2 separate regions of the Homo sapiens genome follow, and region 1 is linked to region 2. Evidence: read pairs that join two places in POLR2A ChIA-PET (ENCODE). Cell type or tissue: OCI-LY7. All regions are shown on one strand. Links, peaks and the distances in the headings refer to the core of each region. The heading gives the core; the rest is flanking DNA.

Region 1 (5,000 bases), core at 1-5,000, 150 kb before region 2:
TTATCTAAGTAACTTAGTAATATACTTAGTTACCTAGTTACCTAAGTAACTAACCAAGTGTTTCTCAAACTTCAGTGTGCATCAAAATGACCTGAAGGGCTTGTTAAAACAGATCGCAGGGCTCCACTGCCAGAGTTTCTGATTTAGTAGGTCTAGATAGGTCTCCTATGCTTTGATTTTGCTTTTTTGTTTTGTTTGGTTTTGAGGAAAAGTTTCACTCTGTCACCCAGGCTGGAGTGCAGTAGCACGATCTCAGCCCACTGCAACCTCTACCTCCCGAGTTCAAGTGACTCTCATGCCTTAGCCTCCCAAATAGCTGGGATTACAAGTGTGTGCCTCCATATTTTAGCAGAGACAGGAGTTTGCCATGTTGGCCAGGCTGGTCTCGAACTCCTGGCCTCAAGTGATCCTCCCTCCTTGGCCTTCCAAACTGCTGGGATTACAGGCATGAGCCACCACGCTTGGCCTGCTTTTGCATTTTTGATAAGTTATCAGGTGATGTTAATGTTGCTGTTTCTCAGGACCAAATATTGAGAACCACTGGTCTGATCTTTTAGGTATCTTAAAACAAGACAAATTGCTATGTGGTGGGATTTGTTATTTTTGTTACATACAGATTTGGTTATCTAAATATTTCAAAAATAAGCATTTTAAATGCATATAGACTTTTAGATAAATCAACAATGGCTATATCATAAAACTGTAAATTTCGAGACTTAGACATAACTCTAGAAGCTAAATATGATAAAATACACACCTGCTCTCTGACATTTGAAACCCACTGATCTAAACCAATGATTCTCAGTGGGGGGGCCAATTCTACAATCCAAAGGACATGTGACAATGTTTGGAAACTTTTTTTTTTTTTTTTTTGAGGTGGAGTCTCACTCTGTCGCCCCAGGCTGGAGTGCAGTGGCACAATCTCAGCTCACTGCAACCTCTACCTCCCAGTTTCAAGCAATTCTCATGCCTCAGCCTCCCAAGTAGCTAGGATTACAGGCACCCGCCACCACACCCAGCTAATTTTTCTATTTTTAGTAGAGATGGGTTTTCGCCATGTTGGCCAGGCTGGTCTCAAAAACTCCTGACCTCAGGTGATCCGCTCGCCTCGGCCTCCCAAAGTGCTGGAATTACAGGCATGAGCCACCGTGCCCAGCCTCTGGAGACATTTTTAATTATCCCAACTGTGGGAAGAGTGGGTGATGGTGCCAGGATCTAGTGGGGAGGGGCCACAGATGCTGGTAAACATCCTATCATGCACAGGACAGCCCCCACAACAATTGTTTTGACCAAAATGTCAATAGTGCTGGGACTGAAATACCTCAAGGTTGGTTAGAAGGTGAGAGTCCAGCACAGCCTGGAGATTAAGAACCCAGCATGGGCCGGGTGCTGTGACTTAGGCCTGTAATCCCAGCACTTTGGGAGGCCGAGGCGGGCAGATCACCTGAGGTCAGGACTTTGAGACCAGCCTGGCCAACATGGTAAAACCCCGTCTCTACTAAAAATACAAAAAATTAGCTGGGTATGGTGGCAGGCACCTGTAATCCCAGCTATTCAGGAGGCTGAGGCAGGAGAATCCCTTGAGCCCGGGAGGCAGAAGTTGCAGTGAGCTAAGATTGCACCACTGCACTCCAGCCTGGACAACAGAGTGAGACTCTTTCCCAAAAAAAAAAAAAAAAAAGAATCCAGCATGCCCAGGAATCCTTCTGACTATGGAGACACAGAGCCACACACACCAATGAACTCAGATAATGCACCCTGCACCCCCGATCAAGGACCGGCTATAAAATAAAAGCAATCGGCCAAGCGCAGTGGCTCACACCTGTAATCCCAGCACTTTGGGAGGCTGAGGCGGGCAGATCACCTGAGGTCAGGAGTTCGAGACCACCCTGAAACATGGAGAAACCCTGTCTCCACTAAAAATACAAAATAAGCTGGGCATGGTGGCACACACCTGTAATACTAGCTACTCGGGAATTTGAAGCAGGAGAATCGCTTGAACCCAGGAGGCGGAGGTTGCGGTGAGCCGAGATCGCGCCATTGCACTCCAGCCCAGGCAACAAGAGCAAAACTCCGTCTCAAAAAAAAAAAAAAAAGCAATCATAACTGAAATCCAAGAGGAAGCAAACTGAGTGAGGCAACAGCAACAGACAGCAGTGCCCTGAAAGGACCAAGAAAGCCCTAAGTGAATGAACAGGCACCAACTACTGATGTTTTCTTTTTTTCACTCTAAGTAACTGGGAAGTGAAAGAGGGACTTGAGCATATATCTAAATACATGCAGATCTGCAATGAAAGCAAGATGAAAAACAGATACGTATTGGAAATGCACAGCGTTGTCCTCAGAGACAAATTTCTCAACACTGAACTTGAACCCTTTCTTTAAAAAAGATTTCTCAAAAGCAGTGTACCCTCTTTAAGAACAGCAGAGTGAAAAAACATTCTAAACCCATTTCTGTAGACAGTCTGTACTGGCTTAAAATAGCTCTGAGCAGAGAAAACATAACAACATGTACCTTGTACAGGGCCAGGAAGACATGCAAAGTTGAGGTATTTCTTTTGAAATATTTATATAAAATATATCTGAATAATCTGTGACTCAAATATACAATTAGATTCTTTTAATCAAAGCATTTAGCATTATCACGACACTACCCCTAACAATAACAGCTAAGACTTACTCATGACTTACTATGTGCCAGGCACTATTATGAAATATTTTATATGTAATATCCCACTTAATTTTCAAAACAAAGCTACAATGTAGTTTTTTGTTATTACACCCATTTTACAGATGAAGAAAGTAAGGCACAGAGAAGTTAAATAACTTGGCCAAGATTAAATGTTAGCAAATGCCATTTCAGAATTTAAATGTAGGCACACTTACCTATTAACACAGAAAATGGGAGGCGTAAAATGTAAAGACATTGAAAAAAGAAGCCATTCCTGAATTTAAGGCTAAATATATCACCACAAGCATCTCTCTCTAGAATATTAAAATGTAAAGCCCTACTCTGATGAATAAAGAAGTTGGCTACTCCCAGAGAACACAGAAAAAACGACGTGAGCATGAAGCCTTCCTGCATATACAGTGTTGCTGACACCACTTGTTCAGTTCTGCGGACAACCTGCATATGTCAGGTGTAAAGACAGATGCCACTTTCATTAAATCTCTGCAGAAAGAACACATAAATGGAACAATGCTTAAGAAACTCCAAGTGACAAGGTGCTAATAGCCTTTCCTTTGCTCCAGATGCTGTATTAACAAGCAACCCTGGACAGGAAAGATTGGACCAACTTCTCGCATCCAGGCTTTGCCAAGAAAGAGAGAGAGAGATATTGAACAGAGAAGACCCAACATGTTCTCCACAGAGACCACTTCAGAGAGAGTAAAATGATAGAGGGTTAAGTGCTATTTAAACTCCAAAAGTTTTTTTCTAGAAAGGCAAACTGTTGAAAAGGAAATCGCTCCCAGAACTTTACAGTTAATTCACAAACAATGAATTTGGGGGAGATAAAATTCTGATAAGGAGCAAGACATCCAAGATGCTTGAAGGGAAACATCTGTACACCCAAGCCAAATATGTGACTACGTCACTCTGTGCAGCCTAGTTTTGATTATCAACAGCACAAGCAGTGACTGTGATTCAGTGAACAAAGTTGTACAAAATGTTTCCCCAAACTTCAACATTTGTGCTGTCCCAAGGATGCTGGCAAAGAATATAAATTGGACCAAGAGATTTAAAAGAAAAGGAGCTGAGGCTGGGCATGGTGGCCTGTGCCTGTAGTCTCAGACACTCAGGAGGCCAAGATAGGAGGAGTGCTTGAGTCCAACAGTTGGAGACCAGCCTGAGCAACAAAGCGAGATGCCACGTTTTAAAATGCTTTAGTTAGTTAGTTAGTTAGTTAGTTAGTTAAAGATAGATAGATAGATAGATAGATAGATAGATAGATAGATAAAGATAGATATTCTTATAAGAAAAGGAGCTGGAATACTCTAAGTGCCAAACTGAACTGCCCAAGACTTAGCAAAAAACAAAGCACAGCTGCTTCTCTTCAGGTCATGCCTATGACAGATGATAAGATCTTTTTTTGGTTGCTAGTGACAGCTGATTTAAGACAGATGGATTCAGGAAACCAAGAAATGACCACTGATAACATTCACTGGCCTGGACTTCTCCTGGCCACACCTTAGCTCAGATTCTGCAAGTGAGTGTGGCTGTGCCCCATAAGGTTAGGCATCAAAGAGCAGAGAGATTGCCTTAAAAGAACCTTGCAAGGTTCTCAGTCACTTCCCCGCATCTGGGCGTCTTGATTTTCTTTGTCTGTTCTACAGGGTAACTAAGAAAGTCCTCTGTGCTTGTTTTCTGAGACAGCAAATAAGGAGGTCCCTGAGGAATATCATCCTATCTGCCAGGCTTGAAAGAAAAGACAGCCACAAGCAACATAGTACACAATGGTAGCTTTGAAAGGACACAGAAAAGCAGGCTGCACTCTTGAGGGCCTCAGCAAGGAGGACAGGGCTCCACAAGGAGCTCCTCATGGCAGAAAAGAGGCCATAGGTCCTCATCACCTGGACACCCCTCTCCCAGGACAGGGAGATAGTGAAAGGGTCAGGAAATTGGGACAGTAAATGAGAATGAGAAGGACTACTCTGCAGCTTCTAGTGGAGTGGGGAAGGACCATGAGACTTAAGAAATTGTTGTTGGCTATACAGATAAAATCAACTGCCTTCAGAACTGTCTGGGAAGAAAAACAATGTCTCCTTTCATTATGATACTAAATTATCTTCTAAGACATTGGACTAGTTCTACATGCATATTAGCTTATGGTTCTTGTTAATTACATTTCATCTAATGAAAGTGCCATGTGCCTTATCATTTGTGAATCTACTCAACTACCATTTATGAGAGCATTCAAAGGCCCAAGGTAAGAAAGTCCCACGACAAGGGCAAAGATCTGAATCATATAATACAGGCTCACACCTACCTAGGATTCAGC
Region 2 (10,374 bases), core at 2,507-7,506:
AATGCAGTGGTCTTTGTTTCATTTCACCACCACCCTGTCCCTGCTGTCTGATAGGGTTGGGTATCCCCTTTTCAGGTAACTGAACCAGGTGTTTTCTTCTTGGGCCCTTGACCCTGTGCCCAGGTCAGCAATGACTGCGACTGGGTATTGAATCCTACCTGGCGTCCTCTGGAAGGCAACCAGGGGGTAAGTGTCATTGTCCATGGCCTTGGTCATGGGCGCAAGCACAGGAAGGCCCCGCACGCTTATCTGGAGAGAGCGCACAGACTCATTCCATTCCAGGTGGTCAGAGGGCTGGGCAGGCATGAGACTGAAGGGCAGGCGGGACCCAGTGGAGCAGGGAGTCCGACTTCCACCCTTAGTAAGCTCGCCTGGCCTGAGTTATGTGAGAGTAGTGATGGCTACACAAATTAAAGCATAGAATAAAATTTCATAGAACTGTATACACACACGCACACACACACACAAATAGATGCCTGTGAAAACTGGTGACATGAGAATAAAGTCTGTGCTCTAGTTAACAGTATTGTACCAATGTCAATTTCCCGGTTTTGATATTGTAATACAGTAATACAGTTACATAAGAGATCACTATTGGGGAAGCTAACTGAAGGGTACAGGGGACTCTGGACTATTTTTGCAAATTTCTGTGAGTCTACGATTATTTCCAAAGAAGATGTTTTAACAAGTGAATGAGAATGAAAAATATGAAATTTGCAATGACTTTTTCTTTAGTATTTTGCCCTTTAAGTGTAATCTAATTATTACAATCATCATTATTACTCATGCATAGTGTACAGGAAGCACTTCTCTTATTAAAATATAACTCAAAACTTCCAGAACTTGTCACTGGAAGACACTCCATCCAGGCAGTTTGGCTGACTTGAAAGCCAAACCTGTTTGCAGTAGGACCTTCCTTAATTATAGCAGATTATAGCTTGATTATACTTGGTTATAGCTTGTTGCAGGAGTGGGCTGCTCTCTCTTGAGAGGTCAAACTTTACTTACAATTGTACATCAGAATAAGTGAGGAGTGAGTATACTTTGAAAAGGCATATTTGAAACAGCAGTTTCCTCATTGTTTTTATTGTGGAATATAACATACAGAACAGCTCAAAAACCATAAATGAAGAACACTTAGAAAATGAACACCAGTTTAACCTAGGTTAAAAAAAAAAAGAAAATGTAATATTACCTGTGAGCACCCCAGAAATCTCTCATATGCTGCTTTCTTTCTTTCTTTTTAAAATAGCTTTATAGATAATATGATTTAAATACCATAAAATTCACCTGATTTAAGTGTACCATTCAATGGTCTTTAGTATACTTAATGGAGTTGTGCAACCATCTTCACAATCTAATTTTAGAATTTTTCCATCACCTCATGAAGAAACCATGTGCCCTTGATCAGTCAGTCCCCATTTTCTGTCTACACCCCCACCATTGTCTCTGATAACCACTGGTCTACTGTCTCTGTGAATTTGCCTATTCTGGACATATCATACAAATGGAATTATATCATATGCGGTCTTTGGGTCTGACTGCTTTCATTTAGCAGAATTTTTTGAGATGCATCTATGTTGTAGCATGTATTGTAATTTATTCCTTTTTATTGCCAAATAGTATTTCAATATATGGATGTATACATTTATCCACTAATTGATAGACATTTAGGTTGTTTGTACTTTCGGGCTGCTATGAGTAGTAGCAAAGTGAACATTTATATACAGGTTTGTGTGTGTGTGTGGACATATGCTTTCAGTTCTTTGGGTGGAGACCGAGGAGTAGAATTGCTGGATCAACAGAAACTCTAACATGTTGAGAATCTGCCAAACCTTTCCAAAGTTTATCAACAACAGTGTTTGTTGGTTCCTGTTTCTCTGCAACCTCAGCAACACTTGATATTACCTTCATTTTTTCTTATACCTATCCTAATGGATGTGAAGTACCATCTCACTGTAGTTTGGTTTGAGTTTCTATCATGACTAAGGATGGTTAACTTCTATTCATGCGCATTACTGACCATTTATATATCTTCTTTGGAGAAGTGTCTATTCAAATCGTTTGTTTTATTTTATTTATTTAAAGATGGGAGTCTTGCTATGTTGCCCAGGCTGCTCTCAAACTCCTGGGTTCAAGTGATCCTCCTCCCTCAGCCTCCTGAGTAGCTAGGGCTACAGATGTGCACAACCATGCCTGGCTCCCCTTTGATTATTTTTAGTTGGGTTGTTTTCTTATTATTGAGTTTTAAAGTTTTTTGTATATTCTTGATACAAGGTTCTTACAGATATATAATTTGCAAATATTTTCTCGCAGCTTTTGGGTTATTTTCATTTTCTTGATGGTGTCATTTGAAATGCAAATGTTTTTAATTTTGATAAAGTCAAATTTCTCATTTCTTTTCTTCTTTTGCCTGTGCTTTTGGTGTTGTATCTACAAAATCATTGCCTGACCCAAAGTCACATAGATATATTCCTATATTTCTAAAGTATAGGTTGGTGCAAAAGTAATCATGGTTTTTATCTTGAAAAGTAATGGCAAAAACTGCGATTACTTTTGCACCAACCTCACAAATGACTCAAAGATGTTCTCTATGTGTTGGCTCTTAAGTTGTTTATTTCTTCACAGCAGACTGAGATCCATTGGCTCAAAGGCTGCCAGCACCAGACTTAAAATTGTACACACACAATTGTTTTAAACATAGCCCAAATAAGCATATTTTTAGCCATTTAGGGCCTGATCTGCATACTCCATGAAATTGGCAATATTTATTATCCATAGATAAGATAAGCCCCAGTGTTATAAAGTTGCCAGGCTGCTGCTGTCCTTTGAGTTCACTAACCCTGAGACTCCCTGCTGTGCCTCTGACTTATCCCCTTTCCTAGAAGTTTCCTTGCTCTCCTCCCCTTCTGAATGGTGGTCCCTCCAAGACTCCGGATAGTTTCAAGATGTGAAGGACTCATTCCTCCTGCTTACTTGCTAAAGCAGCACCCTGCTAAAGCTTGTGCATGTTGCTGCCAGCTCATCATATCTTTTTCTTCGATCAGTCCAGAAATTCTGGAACTCACTCCCTACAGTTTTCCTCTAAAAGTGTTATAGTTTTAGCTATTATATTTAGGTCTATGATTCATTTTGACTTAATTTTTGTATGTGGTGTGGGGTAGGGGTACAAATTATGCTTTTGCATGTGGCTATTCAGTTGGCCCAGCACCATTTGTTGAATACAGGATTATTCTTCACCCCATTGAATGGTCTTGACACTTTCTTGAAAATCAATTGACCACACACACGAGCTTATTTCTGGACTCTCAATTCTATGTTTACCTTCATGCCAGTACTACACTATCTTGATTAGTGTAATATTGTTGTAAGTTTTGAAATGGAGAAGTATGAGTTCTCCAACTTTGTTCAAGATTATTTTAATCAGAGTCCTTTGTGTGTTCTTACGAATTTTCGGATCAGCTTGTGAGTTTCTGGGATTTAGAAAGGAATTGCATTAACTCTGTAGAAAAATTTGGGGAGTACTGCCATCTAACCTTCTGATCTATGAACATGGAGTATCTTCCTCTTTATTTAGATGTTTAATTTTAAAAATATTCTGTAGTTTGCAGTGTACAAGTTTTGTACTTCTTTTGTTATACTTATTCCAAAGTGTTTATTGTTCTTAATTACATTCTGAATGAATTTTTTTCTTAATCTCTTTTTTGAGTTGTTCATTGCTAACATGTAGAAATGCAATTGATTTTTGTATATTCATCTTGTATCTGACATTTTGCCTAACTTGTCTATTAGCTCTGGAAATTTTTTAGTAAATGTTTTAGGATTTTATATATACAAGATCATGTTGTCTGCAAATACCTTTACTCTTCCTTTCCAACTTGATGGCTTTATTTTGCCTAATTTTCCTGTCTAGAACCTTCAGTAAAATGTTGAATGGAAGTGGTGAGAGCAGATATCCTTATCTTCTTCTTGATTTTAGGGAAAAAGTATCCAGTCTTTTGCTATTGAGTATAATGTTAGTTTTGGGTTTTTCATGGGTTCCCTTAATTAGATTGAGAAAATTACTTTCTACTATTAGTTTGTAAAGTGTGTCGTTGTGAGGGGGTGGGAGTTAGTCATGAAAGGGTATTTTTTTTCAAAATTTTTTTCTGCATTATAATTTCTTTTGAGACTATTATGTGGTTTTTACCTTTTATTCTCTTAATGTGGTATATTACATAATTGATTTTCATGTATTAAATCAATCCTGCATTCCTAGGATAAATCCCAATTGATCTGGACAAGTTTATGGACTATCAGTACTAATTTTTCTCTAAATGTTTGATAGAATTCACCAGTGAAGCCTCTGGGTTCTATGTTTTTCTTTGAAAATACTTTAAATTACTGATTCGATCTCTTTTCCTGTCATAGGTTTGTTCATGTTTTCTATTCCTTTATGAGTCCATTTTGGCAATTTGTGTTGCTCTAGGAATTTGCCCACATTACCTAAATTATCTAATTTGTTGGCATATATTTATTCATAGTATTTACTTATAGTCCTTTTAATATTTGTAGGATTAATGGTAATATCTCCTCTTTCATTCCGGATTTTTTTGTAATCTGTGCTTTATCTCTTTATCTTGTTCAATCTACCTGAAGGTTTGCCAATTTTGCTGATCTTTTCAAAGAACCATTTTTTGATTTTACTGATTTTCTATTTTTTTTGTTTTTTCTACTTCTTTTATTTTTACCCTGTTATTATTTTCTTATTCTACTTGTTTTGGGTTTTGTTTGCTTTTCCTTTTCTAGATCTGAAGTTGAAGTCTTAAGATTATTAAGATCGTTCTTCTTTTCTATTATAGCCATTTAAAGCTACAAATTTGCCCCATGTCTTGCTTTAATTGCATCCTACATATGTGCTCCTTTCTGATTAAAACTCTCTCCTTAAAGATATATAGTACCCTGACTCTTGTAATATTTTTCTCATTTTCTGAAACAATACACTTTAGTTTTCTTGTTAGGGAACTTTATTTAAATGGAGTCACGTTGCCTCTGTGTGTGTGTGTTTTGTTCTTTTTATCCAATATTATTTCTGGGCATTGGTGCACGTTGTTACAAGTAGTCTTAATTGGTTTATTTGTCTTTTTGTGTTCCACAGAATGCTACTTTACTGTTATAGCGTATAATTTACATAACATATAAATACATAATTTATCATTTCATTGTTGATGAACATTTGCATTGTTTCCAATGTAATATACTCAAATGTAATATGAATAATGCTGTGATGTACATTCTTGTACATGTATCTTGAAGAACATATGCACATATTTCTCCAGTGTTGAGACTTAGCTAAGAGTAGGATTGTTAGGTGACAGTATATGTGTATTCTCTGTTTTAGTGTAGAATGCCACACTATTTTTCAATGAGATTGAACCTCACTACATTGTCATTAGTAACATATGAGAGTTTCCATACTCCTATTATCAACATTTAGTACTTGCAGTTGTTTTAATTTTAGTTGTTCTGGTAAGTATAGTGGTACTTCATTGTGGTTTTTATTTTCACTTCCCCATTGCTAGTGAGGCTGAGCTCTGTTTATACAGTTAGTCACAATTTGGATATTCTATTTTATGAAGTACCTATTCAAACCTTTTTGCCCATTTTTCTTATAGATTGTCTTTTTCTTATTGATTTATAGACATTCTTCTATATTCTGCATAGAAATCCTTTGTCATATTTATGTTGCAAATTTTCATTATGTGTCTTACCTTTTTACTCTTTTATTGTGTTTTGGGGTGTATATGTTCTTTTGGTGTAATCTAAAATTGCAATAATTTTCCTTTTGGGTAGAGCTTTTTGTGTTTTGTTGAAAAAAATCCACCGTGTCCCAAGATTATAAAAAATTTCTCCTAAATACCTTCCAAAAGCTTGATTGTTTATCTTTTAAATGTAAGTCTTTTAACTTGTCTGAAATTGATTTTTATCTATGGAATAAGGAAAGAGTCCAATCTATTTTTCCAATATGGGATCCCAGTTACCCCAGCAAGTTTAGTGGAAACATTTATCCTTTCCCTAGTGATCTACAGTGTCACTTATCAAGTGTTGGTGTATATGTGGACTTGTTTCCAGGCCTCTATCCTGTTCCCTTGATTATTTTATCTACCACTGAGCCAACACTATATGATCTTAATTATTATAGCTTACAATAAGTCTTGATATTTGCTAGGACAAATCCTCTCTCATCTCCCACCTTGTTCTTCTTGAAGAATGTTTTTTCTCTTTTTGGCCCTTGGCATATCTTAATAAATTTTAGAGTAAGTTTTTAAGCTGTAAAAAAAAAAAAAAAATTCTGGGGGTTTTATTGAGACTATAGTAAATCTACAGATAAATTTGGAGTAAATTGATTATCTTCATAATATTGAGCTTCCTATCTATGAACATAATATAACTCTTCGTTTATAGATACACTTAATATCTCTCAATAGAGTTTTATAATTTTCTCCAAAGAGATCATCTTTTGTTAAATGTATTTCTTGATATTTCATTTTTTATGCTATCTTTTAATTTTTATTTATTTATTTATTTTTTGAGATGGAGTTTCTCTCTTGTTGCCCAGGCTGGAGTGCAATGGCACGATCTCGGCTCACTGCAATCTCTGCCTCCCGGGTTCAAGCAATTCTCCTGCCTCAGCCTCCTGAGCAGCTGGGATTACAGGCATGTGCCACTACACCCGGCTAATCTTGTATTTTTTGTAGAGACGGGGTTTCACCATGTTGGCCAGGCTGGTCTCGAACTCCTGACCTCAGGTGATCCACCTCAGCCTTTTCTGCTATCTTAAATGATATATTTTTAAATTCAATTTTTGTATTTTTTATTGCTGATGTGAGAATAAATTGATTTCTTAAACTATTGATTATATATCTAACAGCTGTACTAAACTCTCAGAGTCTTATAATTTATATGTGGGTTCTTCTGAATGTTTATGTATACAGTCAGTTCTAAGTATCTTCAAAAATGATTTTTTTTCTTTCCACTCCTTATGTGTTTGACTTTTTTTTTTCTTGCCTTAATGTGCTGAGTAGCTTATTCAGGTCTCTTTACTTTTACCTAATGTCTTTTTCTGTTTCAGGGTTACATCTAAGATACCACATCACATTAGCTAAGGAGCTATCATGTCTCCTTAGGCTTCTCTTGGCTGTAATATTTACTTAGATTTTTCTTGTTTTGGATGACCTTGAGTTTCAAGGAGTACAGACCATGTATTTTATAGGTTACCTCTCTACTGGAATTTATCTGATTTTTTTTCTCATGGTTAGACTGGGATTATGGGTTTGCAGGAGGAAGACCACATCATATTAAAGTTACATTCTAACATAATTTATCACCGTTGATATTGACGGATTGTCACATTTCCTTACTGTTAAAGTTACTCTTTTTTTCATCATTTCCATACTGTACTCTTTGAAAGGAAGTCTCTATGAAAGGAAGTCTCTATGTGCAGCCCACATTTAAGAATTGATTATTTCAGATTTTCTACATAGGCAATCATGTTATCTGTGAACAAAAACAGTTTTACTTCTTTCTTCCCAATTTGTATACCACTTATTTATTTATTTGCCCTATTTTATTGTCTAGAACTTTCAATGCAATGTAGAAAAGCAGTGGTGAGAGACGACATCCTTGCCTTGTCCTTATCTTAGTAAGAAAGCTTCTACTTTCTCATTTTTTGTAGATGTTTTAATTAATTAATTAATTAATTTATTTATTTATTTAAGATACAGGGTCTTGCTCTGTCTCCCAGGCTGGAGTCCAGTGGTGTGATCATAGGTCACCCCAGCTTTGAACTGGGGGCTCAAGTGATACTTACATATTGGCCTACCAAGTAGCTAGGGCTATAGATGCATACTGCCATGCCTGGCTAATTTTTTTTTTTTTTTTTTGAGATGGAGTCTCACTCTGTCACCCAGGCTGAAGTGCAGTGCCATGAGCTCAGCTCACTGCAACCTCCGCCTCCTGGGTTCAAGCAGTTCTCCTATTTCAGCCTCCCAAGTAGCTGGGATTACAGGCGTAGGCCACCATGCCTGGCTAATTGTTGTATTTTAGTAGAGACGGGGTTTCACCATGTTGGCCAGGCTGGTCTTGAACTCCTGACCTCAGGCGATCCACCTGCCTCAGCCTCCCAAAGTGCTGGGATTACAGGCATAAGCCACCGCACCTGGCGCTTTTTTATTTTTATTTTTTAGCAATGGGGTTTTGCTATGTTGACCAGGCTGGTCTTAACCTCCTGGCCTCAAGTAATCCTTCTGTGTTGACCCCCAAAAACACTTAGATTAATGGGTATGGGCTGCTGTGCCCAGCTGTAAATGTTCTCTATCAAGCTGAAGAAGTTTCACTGTATTTCTAGTGTGCTGAGAGTTTTTATCATGAATGAGTGTTGGATTTTATCAAATGCATGTGATCATGTGACTTTTCTTCTTTAGCCTATTGATTTGATACATTATATTAGTGACTTTTGAATGTTGAACCAGCCTTACATGCCTGGAATAAATCCCATTTGGTCATAGCATATAATTCTTTTTATCCATTGCTATATCTGATAATATTTTGTTGAGTATTTTTGCATCTATGTTCATGAAAGAAATTAGCCTGTAGTTTTTTTTTCTTGTTATAACTTTGTCTGATTTTGGTATTAGGGTTATGGGCTCATAGAATGAGTCAGGAAATATTCCCTCTGTTTCTGTCTTCTGGAAGAGACTTTTGAAAATTGGTATAAATTCTTCTTTAAAATTATAGTAGAATTCACCAGTACACCCTTCTGGGCCTGATGCTTTCTGTTTTAGAAGGTTCTTAGTTACCGATTCAATTTATTTAATATATATAGTACTACTCAGATAGTCTATTTCTTTTTGTACAAGTTTTGGCAGATTGTGTCTTTGAATGGATTGGTCTGTTTCACCTAGGTTATCAAATTTGTGAGCGTAGAGTTTTTCATAGCATTCCTTTATTATCTTTTTAATGTCCATAAGTTCCATAGTGTTGTCCCTTCTTTCATTTCTGATATTGTATTTTTTGTTTTTGTAGACACAGGGTCTGTTTTTTTTTTTTCCTTTGAGAGAGGGACTCGCTCTGTCACCCAGGCTAGAGTGCAGTGGCACGATCTCAGCTCACTGCAACCTCTGCTTTCTGGGCTCAAGTGATTCTCCAGTCTCAGCCTCCCAAGCAGCTGGGACTACAAGTACAAGCCACCAATGCCTGGCTAATTGTTTTGCATTTTTTGTAGAGATGGGGTTTCATTGTATTGCCCAGGCTGGTCTTGAACTCCTGAGCTCAAAGCAATCCGCCCACCTCAGCCTCCCAAAGTGCTGGCATTACAGATGTGAGCCACCACACCTGCCTTAGACACAGGGTCTCACTTTGTTGCCCAGACTGGTCTTGAACTCCTGGGCTCAAGTGATGCTTCTGCCTTGGCCTCCCAAAGTGCTGGGATTACAGGCATAAGCCACTGTGCCCAGCCTGATATTAATATTTTTGCATCCTCCCTCTCTCTCTCTTTTAAAATATTAGTTAGCCTAGCTGTGGGCTTATCACTTTTTTGATCTTTTCGAAGAACCAGCATTTGGTTTTGTTGCATTTCTCTATTAGTTTTCTGTTTTCAATTCCATTGATTTCTGCTCTAATTTTCATTTCTTTTTTTCTGCTTCCTTTGAATTTAATTTACTTTCCTTTTTCTAGTTTCCTAAAGTGGAAGCTTATGTGATTGATTTTAGATATTGAGTATCACAGGGTACAGTAGGTGAATTTTTCTTCTTTTAACCATGGAGTACACATTTTGTTCGTGTGAGGATATTCTTTAATTCACTAGATATTTACTGAGCACCTACCACGGGACAGGCACTGTAGTCTTGGCCTTCATAGAGTTTACCTTTTCTTGAACAGAATACTGAACATCTTCCCATTGAAAACAAAATACCTAAGACGGGGAGCAAAATGTACATACAGACTGAAAATTCTGAATGAGTTGCCTTTTCTTCCTCCACCCTTTTTCTCAGATTATGACCCTCTGGAGGATTTCTAGCTTCATAAGTAGTCTTTATTTGGGCTCCTTGCCCTGCTTGGACTGCAAGTATAGTTGACATTTATATCATTCCTATCCTTGCCTCTCCCTCAGCTCTGAGCTTAGAAGCCCCAGCCACTGGTCTTTGAAGAGATCCTCAGGGTGTGAGGTGCCATCAGAGCATGAATGAATGACATTTTTACCTCATAAAACTCTACTCCTCTCTGTATTTTTTTGAGGTCTAGATTTTGAATTTTCAAAATAAGTTTCAAGAGCATCACTGTTTATTCCATAGGCCCTCGACATAGTAAACCAATGACATTTTTATTAATATAGGT

The links. ChIA-PET counts read pairs that join two places held together with the same protein. Peaks named below come from ENCODE experiments on the same cell type or tissue, not always from the same donor. Only the 100,000 strongest peaks of a DNase experiment are listed, where the experiment ranks them.
Region 1: POLR2A ChIA-PET joins it to region 2 with 5 read pairs; 1 of 35 experiments calls an interaction of 5 or more read pairs at or near these places.

The regions. Positions count from the first base shown.
Region 1 is chr6:25,295,852-25,300,851 of GRCh38, reverse strand. All of the region lies in intron 2 of CARMIL1 (capping protein regulator and myosin 1 linker 1), which reads right to left. Among named protein-coding and RNA genes, the nearest start is that of CARMIL1, 19 kb to the right of the region's middle. In OCI-LY7, for the core only: no CTCF peak of the experiment used is centred there; DNase peaks (open chromatin) are centred at 2,221, 3,113 and 4,301; H3K4me3 peaks cover 1,119 bases; H3K27ac peaks cover 719 bases.
Region 2 is chr6:25,142,479-25,152,852 of GRCh38, reverse strand. It overlaps the pseudogene CANT1P1. Among named protein-coding and RNA genes, the nearest start is that of CARMIL1, 130 kb to the left of the region's middle. In OCI-LY7, for the core only: no CTCF peak of the experiment used is centred there; a DNase peak (open chromatin) is centred at 5,542; H3K4me3 peaks cover 1,226 bases; H3K27ac peaks cover 1,395 bases.